Regions from separate parts of the Homo sapiens genome. Here region 1 is linked to region 2. Evidence: read pairs that join two places in POLR2A ChIA-PET (ENCODE). Cell type or tissue: Panc1. All regions are shown on one strand. Each heading gives the region's core, and the rest is flanking DNA. Links, peaks and the distances in the headings are about the cores only.

The links. ChIA-PET counts read pairs that join two places held together with the same protein. Peaks named below come from ENCODE experiments on the same cell type or tissue, not always from the same donor. Only the 100,000 strongest peaks of a DNase experiment are listed, where the experiment ranks them.
Region 1: POLR2A ChIA-PET joins it to region 2 with 7 read pairs; 2 of 35 experiments call an interaction of 5 or more read pairs at or near these places.

Annotation. Positions count from the first base shown.
Region 1 is chr6:163,307,282-163,311,676 of GRCh38, forward strand. All of the region lies in intron 4 of PACRG (parkin coregulated), which reads left to right. It overlaps PACRG-AS1 (PACRG antisense RNA 1), which reads right to left. Exons shown (of 6, transcript NR_028390.1): 6 at 2,704-3,689. Among named protein-coding and RNA genes, the nearest start is that of PACRG-AS1, 15 kb to the right of the region's middle. RefSeq lists an enhancer at 1,994-3,193. In Panc1, for the core only: no CTCF peak of the experiment used is centred there; no DNase peak of the experiment used is centred there; H3K27ac peaks cover 555 bases.
Region 2 is chr6:163,420,501-163,424,851 of GRCh38, forward strand. All of the region lies in intron 1 of QKI (QKI, KH domain containing RNA binding), which reads left to right. Among named protein-coding and RNA genes, the nearest start is that of QKI, 8.0 kb to the left of the region's middle. RefSeq lists a silencer at 2,677-2,921. In Panc1, for the core only: no CTCF peak of the experiment used is centred there; no DNase peak of the experiment used is centred there.

The sequences.
Region 1 (4,395 bases), core at 144-4,143, 110 kb before region 2:
TAGTGCTTTAGTGACCCAGCCTTCGGTGTCAAGAAGAGAGAAAGAGAACGAGACATCCAGCTGGGAATCGAGTGCTTACTTCAAAGCTTTTATCTTCAGAGGAAAGAAATCTTGTGAATTTCATTAATGTCAACAAGATCTGAGAAGATTTGAAGTGGGTAAGCCCTTGGGCATCTCTAGCGTGCCAGATGCCGTGGTTATTGTAAGTTTTGGTTGAAAAACCATTGCAACTTTGATTCACACACCCATGAACCAAGACTTTGGAAATATCCATTGTAAGGTTGTATTTAAGGGAATGTAGGGAACCTTCGGTTTCCAAGAGAACATGAAGTCAGCCAAGGAAGCAGTGGCTAAGCATGGCCCAGACACAGAAACACCCAGGATTCCAAATGGGGAAACACACATTATGGTTAAGGGGGAGAAAAGTTGAGTCCCCTCAAAGTTACATAGCAAAGCTAAAAAAATAGAGTGAAAGAAGCATTTCTTTAGGATTCTAAAAGCAGATAACTTCACGGCTTCTCCCCAAAAGGCTCTTCTCTTACTCATTGTTTAAAAAGAAAAAAAATGAATTTGGTCCTAGGTTTTCCCCTGCCTCTTTCTTTTCTTTCTCACTCCTTCACCTCCAGAAAAGACCAGATTGGAATTCATAGCTGTTTCCCTATAATTATCTAAACTTTACTGGAGAAAACTCTTATTCTAAAACAGGTAACACTATTTCTATATAGTAAATTCAGTCCAAGCTAACCCAAACAAACACATTTCTGGCAAAACAAATGGTGACAATTTAATCTAGGTATTGAAACTGTAAATATCTTAAAAGATAAAATATACCTGTAGCTTTCCTTTTCCCCTTTCTTAATTCATATTAAAAAAACTCAAAAGCAACCATTTCTAAATTCGCAAACATTATGAGTTATTGTTAATGACTTTTTTTAGCAATATGTTATCTGTTGAATAAATTTCTTTTGAAAATTTTTAGCTTTATTTCACTAAAATTGACATTTCTGCTTAAAAAACAAGGAGTAAATACAAACAAGGAGTTTCTGTTTTGGTCATCTCAATCTTTTAACTACTAAATCCAATAAACACAAAGGAAAAATTTGGCTGGGTGTGGTGGCTCACGCCTGTGATCCCAGCACTTTGGGAGGCCAAGGCGAGCGGATCACTTGAGGCCAGGAGTTCGAGACCAGCCTGGTCAACATGGCAAAACTCTGTCTCTACTAAAAATACAAAAATTAGCTGGGCATCGTGATGCACACCTGTAATCCCAGCTACTCAGGAGGCTGAGGCAGGAGAATCGTTTGAACCTGGGAGGCAGAGGCTGTAGTGAGCCAAGGTTGCACCACTACACTTCAGCTTGGACCACAGAGTGAGGCTCCGTCTCAAAAAAAAAAAAAAGGAAAATTTATTCAGAATCATCCAACAGAGAATCTGTGATGGCTTAGTGTCGTCAAGAAACATGATAATAATAAATGCAGTGAGTTCCACCTGCACAAACCTGCCAAGACCTGAGCCAGGCCGCCAGGGCTCGCTTTCTCTCTCACCACAGCGGATGACATCACTGCAACCCAATCAGAAGAAAGCCAGCTTTAGCTGTGACTGATGACGTCAAAGGTTACAGGTCTTAATAGGTGAAAATCCTTTTACTTGGGCCTTAAAGCTCTTGAAATTTTTTAGTTCAGCATTTGAGAATCAAAAATATGCCTTTTCTGGTCCAGAAAGAAACTATTTGATTTCTTCTGTCAGCATTTTTTTTTTAAATTCCACTCAGTGTTGCTTCAGCGAGATTACCTGGCCCCAGTGGGGAACACATGGCAAGGCGATTTCTGCAGTCGGCTTGATTCCGACAAATGCTGGGTACGGAAAGAGCTTGGATCTGGCCTGAGTTCACTCAAGCGCCATGTGTGCAAAGTGGCTACGCCTGGCAGCAAATGCTCCACATGCCAACGGCCAGAGCACAGCCCTAGACCGATGGCGGTGCGGCTGAACCACGAGGCCTCCGCAGCTATTTATTTCAGAGCCTTGGTTTTATGGCTGTCATTCAGCCTTGGGTGCGTGGAGAGAGTCAGTCTGCCTGAGTCAATGTCTCATGCTCTCTGCGGCTAAGGTGAATGTTGTTCTATCAGTATAATCGTCATGTATTTGTCTGAGATAGTTGCTAATTTCTACAGTCAGTTCTACAGTCTAGCTATTGTGTACCTAGGAAGTAACACAAACCATTGTTGTTACTGAGCCTGGCAAGTTGCATCATAAAATTCAAGCTTCCGAAAGCAGGTATTTAGTGTGAAGAAAGACTGGTAATGATAGTTTTATCATCATCTCAGTCACCTCTTAACCATTTCCTGATTCACTCAGGTGGTTTTTAATGGAGTTTCCCAAGTTAGTGTTTCCTGGGAGAATGTTTGGTTCGTTGCCTTCTAACAGCCTCCAGCTCTTCAGGCATCTCAGGCAGGAGAGCGTGTTGGGGCCGGGACTCTCCTCCCGTGGACCTGACAACTCTGCCTTCCCCGGTGTGGTCTCGCTGTTCCCTTTGAGAGTGCGATGCTGCCGCTTCAGCCAGGACGTTCTCAAAATTAGCAGAAGGGCTTCCTTCCTGAAATCGTGCCTATTTAGGATTTTCTTAGTCATTACGAAAAAGTATAGATAGAGTTCATAAATGACTTCATCTATTCGGTATCAAATGAACAACACTTCAGGCATGTTGAATGAGCAATCTAAAGGAAACATTTATTTGTTTAATTTTTCCAGTGCCTTCAATAAGGCTTTCATTTCCAAATAACTCCTTTGTGTATTGCTGTTCATACAATGGCTATATATTTACCATTTAACAGTATTGCCCCAAAGCGTAAGAGTGAGAAAAATCCAAATTTGAATTAAATTCTCCCTGAGCCTCGCAGTGGCCGTCACACGTTCCCCTCCTGCTTTTCGCGTCTCTAGGATCTCCGAGTGTCTTGACTACAACAAACCGTTCAGAGTTCTCAAGACGCAGGGCTCGGTGGCAAGCAAAGCGCCACGGGGGACACACAGCGCGTGGAGGCTCTGGAAGCAGTGGGGTGCGTGGGCCCAGACATACTTCCATGGAGGAGAAAGTGACCACTGTATGCTACAGGAAGCGTGGCTAATTAGGCTTCCTCAGCTGGATGGCAAGCTCCCGGGGGTCTTTTTTGTCTCGCATTGCCCTATAGCGCGGAGTAGATGCTTAGTCTACAGGGAGGACAGCCTGTGAAACAGCTGCAGCTGCTGCCACGACCCACGGCGTTCTGCAGGACGGAGGAGCAACGCGTCAGCACACGTCCCGGGAGTGACGTGGGAAGACCTCGCTCTGGCCACCAAACCGTCCTTCCTTTCTGTCTTTGCTTCCTTCACCTTCGATTTTTTCCTTTCTCCTGTAATAGTCATAACTAAAGAACGTAGAAGAAAGAATGAAGTTTGCACACAGTCTAGAATTGAAATGGAGAATACATCATCAGAATCCTAGGTCATCCAAGCCTCTTGCTGGTCCGTGTCCACGGAGTGGCAGATATCTTTGTGAAATGTAAATGTGTCAGGTGCAGCTCCCCATTGCGGTGGCCCTCGGTGACAAGATATACGGCTGTCCCTTCACAGCCCCAAGCTGAGTTCACGCAGCCCGGAGGATGCTATCGCTGGACAAGAGACCAGAGACCGGGATAGACACGTGCGTCCTAGTTCTGAACAAAATGGTATCCGGAAAGAGAAAGCATCCCATGGGGACAGTTTAAGGAGGTTTAGATAGAAAAATGAGTGTGCATATTATTCATGCTTAAACTGCTTACATCATCAAAAACACCAATATTCAGAGGAATAAATGCACTTAAAATAATTCTTAACCAAGAACAACTTTGAGGCAGTAGGTCACATGCCTCCTGCATGGAGGGATCTCCAAGAACAGAAACTAAATCCCTCGTTCTCCTCTGCCTGCCTCTCATCTTTCCAGAAGCACCAGGTCTGGCTTAAACCATTGCTTTCATTCTATTTGTTTGATTATAAATAAAATATATCTTTTCCATCATCAATGTATATTTTCTAGCTCCCAGACATAAAATCCACTCCTTGCTTTCTAAATTGAAGTGTCATTTTCCTAATCAGAATTGACAATTGTAAATAACCATTTGGGTTTATTCGTTTTAATGTCCTATTCTCACAAACGTATTTTTCACGTGTCGCATGTATTTAAAATGGTGAGTTCAAACTTAATCATCTCAATTTCAGGCCCTCAAAAAACTGTCAATGTAGCAGGTTTGAAATGGAGACCTCATGATTCACCTGCTTCTCAACATAGTTAGACCCCAAACCGTGCAGGGTCATTGTTTCAGCATGAAAAGTAAAGGAGGTGTTCCTTTTTTGGTCTTTTTTCTACCCCAATGATACGCATTC
Region 2 (4,351 bases), core at 1-4,000:
GGCCAAGGGATGGGGAGTGGTGAGTGGGCCTATGTTAGGAGGTCACACAGATATATACCAGCTTTTTATTTACATGATCAACGGGACTTCATTTTTTTCTCCAGTCCCTCCTGTGTTTGACATTAAGACAGCTTAATGTGAATTTTAAGTGCAATAATGTGTTGTTTACCCTTAATGATAACTTTTAGGGAATATTTATACCCCTTTAAAAAAGTTTTGGGCCCACAATAGCTAGATTATTTCGTGTTTTACAGTTATATTTTTTACTTAACAGAAAATCACAACTAACAATAAACTTTTATGGTGAATATAGTTTGTTATCTTAGTGGGACTGTTAAGAAATTTGTTTATAACCCCAGTCTGTGTTAGGTACTACCTTCTATGGAGTGATCATTATAGTTAGCATTGGAATATTATTACCTGTCTGCCCTCTTAAAATTACTTTCTTGAAGGTGCCTACCTTAGAGCCTGGCATACACTTCTCAGATGTTTGTTGAATTAAACATGTTGACATCTTACCTCCTTTTTTGATTTCTAGTTTCTCAAAGATAGGGTATGTGCACATGGTTTAAAAAAAAATGAAAATCTGAAAGTGACATTAGAAATATTGTCTAATAATTTTAAGAAATGAAGCAGTTGTGTGATTGTTGATAGTTTTGTGCCCTTAGAGGAAAAGGCACTTATATGTTTTCTTAAAAACAACTTAAAAACATGTCATGTTATTTGTAGTACTTGCTGCCAAGGTGCTTAATTTTACTTTACTGTCATTGTTGGGAAGGAGATTTAGGAAGATAAAATTGCTTTACTTAAATAGTATAGTTTCTTGTCAGTCCTTATACCAAAGGGTATCAATTCATAAGCAGAGAAAAACTACCAGTGCTCATCTCAGCTCTTGGAAAATTTTGGCATTTATGGAATTATATAGGTAAACTCCCCACCCCGTTAGTTACCCTTTTAAAAGTCCCCACATATATAGTTCTTGTACTCCATGCAGGGCACAATAGATAGGAATGATTTCTTGTCCCTAAGTGCTGCTTTGGTGTGTTCAGGATAACGACTGTATTTGATTGAGTGATTTTAGTTTAAAAGAAAGCTGAGTATAATCATATGTGGCTGATTGTCATTTAACACAAATAGCTATGTTTTTAAACACAGGTGTGTCTTTTAATTTTAAACAGTGCCATTACTTAGAAAACTGATAAATTGAAGTTTTCACTTAGCTGAAACTAAGCTCTTTTATTTCTTTTTTCTTTTTTTTTTTTCAGTTGGAGTCTCGCTCTGTCACCCAGGCTGGAATGCAGTGGCGTGCTCTCGGCTCACTGCAACCTCTGCCTCCTGGGTTCAAACAGTTCTCCTCCCTCAGCCTCCCGAGTAGCTGGGATTACAGGCGCCCGCCACCACGCCCGGCTAATTTTTGTATTTTTAGTAGAGACGGGGTTTCACCATGTTGGCCAGGCTGATCTTGAACTCTTGACCCCATGATCTGACCGCCTCGGCTCTTGACCCCATGATCTGACCGCCTCGGCCTCCCAAAGTGCTGGGATTACAGGCGTGAGCCACCAAGCTCTAAACTGTTTATTACTGTGCTTTAGCAGTAACAGTGTTTGAAAATCTGTGATGAATTTTTAAAAAATATATTGCAGAAGTGATTTATCTAGAATTCTTACAATTAGCAAGAAAAGGACTGCACTTAATGTTTTCGTCTTCAGTTTCTTGATGCGGAAACTCTAGTTTGAAAATCCGGCAATCCTATCAAGTCTAACAAAATAAATTATGTTCATAAAGTTGCTTCATGTATTAGTCTAATATTTTTGTAGAACTAAATTTTGAGGCTGGGGAAATGAATCGATTGTAAGATTTATATCACATTATTTATTATAAGCAGAATGTGTCATATTCTGCTTAGCAGATAAGCAGATATTGAAGTATCGGAAAGAACATAATTAGTCGGATGTGGTGGTGTGTGCCTGTAGTCCCAGCTACTTGGGACGCTAAGGAGCGAGGATTGCTTGAGCCCAGGAGGTCAAGGCTGCAGTGTTATGATCATGCTACTGCGCTCCACCTTGGGCAACAGTGAGACCCTGTCTTAAAAAATAAAACATCAAAATGCAGTTACATCCATAAAGTGGCTCCACATAATGGTCACAATGTAAGTAAAGGGCATGTGTGTGCAGGCATTTATATCTGTAAGTGAAGACATGCAGTGAATGTGAGCTGGGCTTTGTGAGTACTGGGGCTGGTTAAGTTCCAGCTGAGAAAGGTTGGCCCCGGGATTGAATAAGTAGCTGGCCTTAAGTAAGCACCTCGCTTTTGCTTTAGTGCAGGAGAGGTCATTGTAGAGACTGGGCCTGATCTCCTGGTCAGTAGCAAATCATTGGGGAGCCCTTGGTTTTTAAGCTGATTTTATAGTTTGAAATATATAGGAAAAAACAAACAAAAAATAATACATTTTAAGAGTAGAATTAGGGAAATGCATAGTAAGAAAACAAACATGCAATTTTAAAATTTGAAACCGAGCCTGGTGAGGTGGCTCATGCCTGTAATCCCAGCACTTTGGGAGGCCGAGGCAGGTGGATCACGAGGTCAAGATTTCGAGACTAGCCTGGCCAATATGGTGAAACCCTGTCTCTGCTAAAAATTAGCCGGGCATGGTAGAGTGTGCCTACAGTGCCAGCTACTTGGGAGGCTGAAGCAGAAGAATCGCTTGAACCTGGTAGGCGGCGGTTGCAGGGAGAGGAGATTGCGCCACTGCACTCCAGCCTGGGTGACAGAGCGAGATTCCATCTCAAAAACAAATAAAATTTGGAACCTTTTTTGTAAACTCTTCAATGTCATAGTTTTACAGGGTCTCAAACTTACTTTGCAGATTATATCAGAGAATTGTGTTTTAGAGCTGCAGGGGACCTGAGAGTTGGGAGTATATGTTCATTTCATAGGTGCAAAGACAAGTGGGCAGCAGAGCTAGAGCAAGACACTCACTTCTGCCCTCTGTTCCATTTTGTGGCGTGCCTCTCCACAAGGGGAACTGGAGGGAAAAACCTGGAATATTTCCATATGCTAAAAATCTGCTGCTGTTGCCTCAAGTTGTGAAGGTAAAGAAGACAAACCAAATGATTTTTTGCTAATTCTGTGATATGCTGGTTTTGAACAAATGATGGTCAGATTCTTAGAACTAGAATTTATTTTTAACGATAACTTTCTAATTAAGAGGCTAAAAGTGAGAAAGCCATTTTTAGAGGATTTCAGCTCATTCACTTCTTTGTAAGCAAAGGCTAGAGCCTCAGTTTTTTGAATAATGTAAAAATTGTTGCTGCTATTATTTTTACTACTCAAGAGGAAACATTTTTGGCTGGGTGATTTAATAGAGAAGTATGCTATTGCTAAGTGATTCAAGTTAGGAATGTATACTTGTATCAGTTTTAGATCAGCCTGGGGTAAACAGCCCAATGATATATCAGGTAGATAACTGAAGAGTGACACCCAGGAGGTGGATGGTTATGAATTGAATGGAAACGGTGCTGCACCAGATAGCCACCAGGTAGCTACTATATCGTATTCCTGATGCCAGCATCTGGGGGATGATTGCTCATTTCAAATAATTCAAACAAATTAAATGTAAGCCACAGTTCTTTGCTATGTTACAGCAATTATATCCCTTTGATACAGTTGTTACATGGCAGGTGAATACATTTTTTTAAGAAAAAAAAATTTCAAACTGGGATCAAAAAAATTACCCTGAAACCGCATCTAATTGTCTATTGTCGCTGATTCCACCGTGGTTGCAGTGATGCCATTATCATGAGAGTATTCAAGTTTTAACTCTGTATGTGTGTGCCTGCACATGCGTGAGCCAGCATAAAGATGAAATGAATTTATGTTTTTGTGCATATGCTAATGAGACCCTGTGATGAAGTGGTAAGCATTCTTGTACTATAGACCTGGGATCTAATCATGACTCCGCAATTAACTGGTTTGGTGATCTTGGGTGAGATAACTAATGTCTCTGAACCTCAAGCTTCTTCATCTGTGAATGAAATTATCAACTGCCCTGCCAACCTCAAATCCAAATACTCTGAAGTTGATGGGTATTCAGAAGAGCCTCTCATACTATAAAGTAGCAGCATCACTGCTTGGTTTTTAATTTTTTTTTTTTTTTTAATTTTGTGTGAGTCTTTCTCTGTTGCCAAAGCACTGGATCTTGGCTCACTGCAACCTCTGTCTCCCAGGTTCAAGTGATTCTCCTGCCTCAGCCTCCCGAGTAGCTGGGATTACAGGCGTGCACCTCCACACCCGGCTAATTGCTGTATTTTAGTAGAGACAGGGTTTCACCATGTTAGCCAGGCTGGTCTCC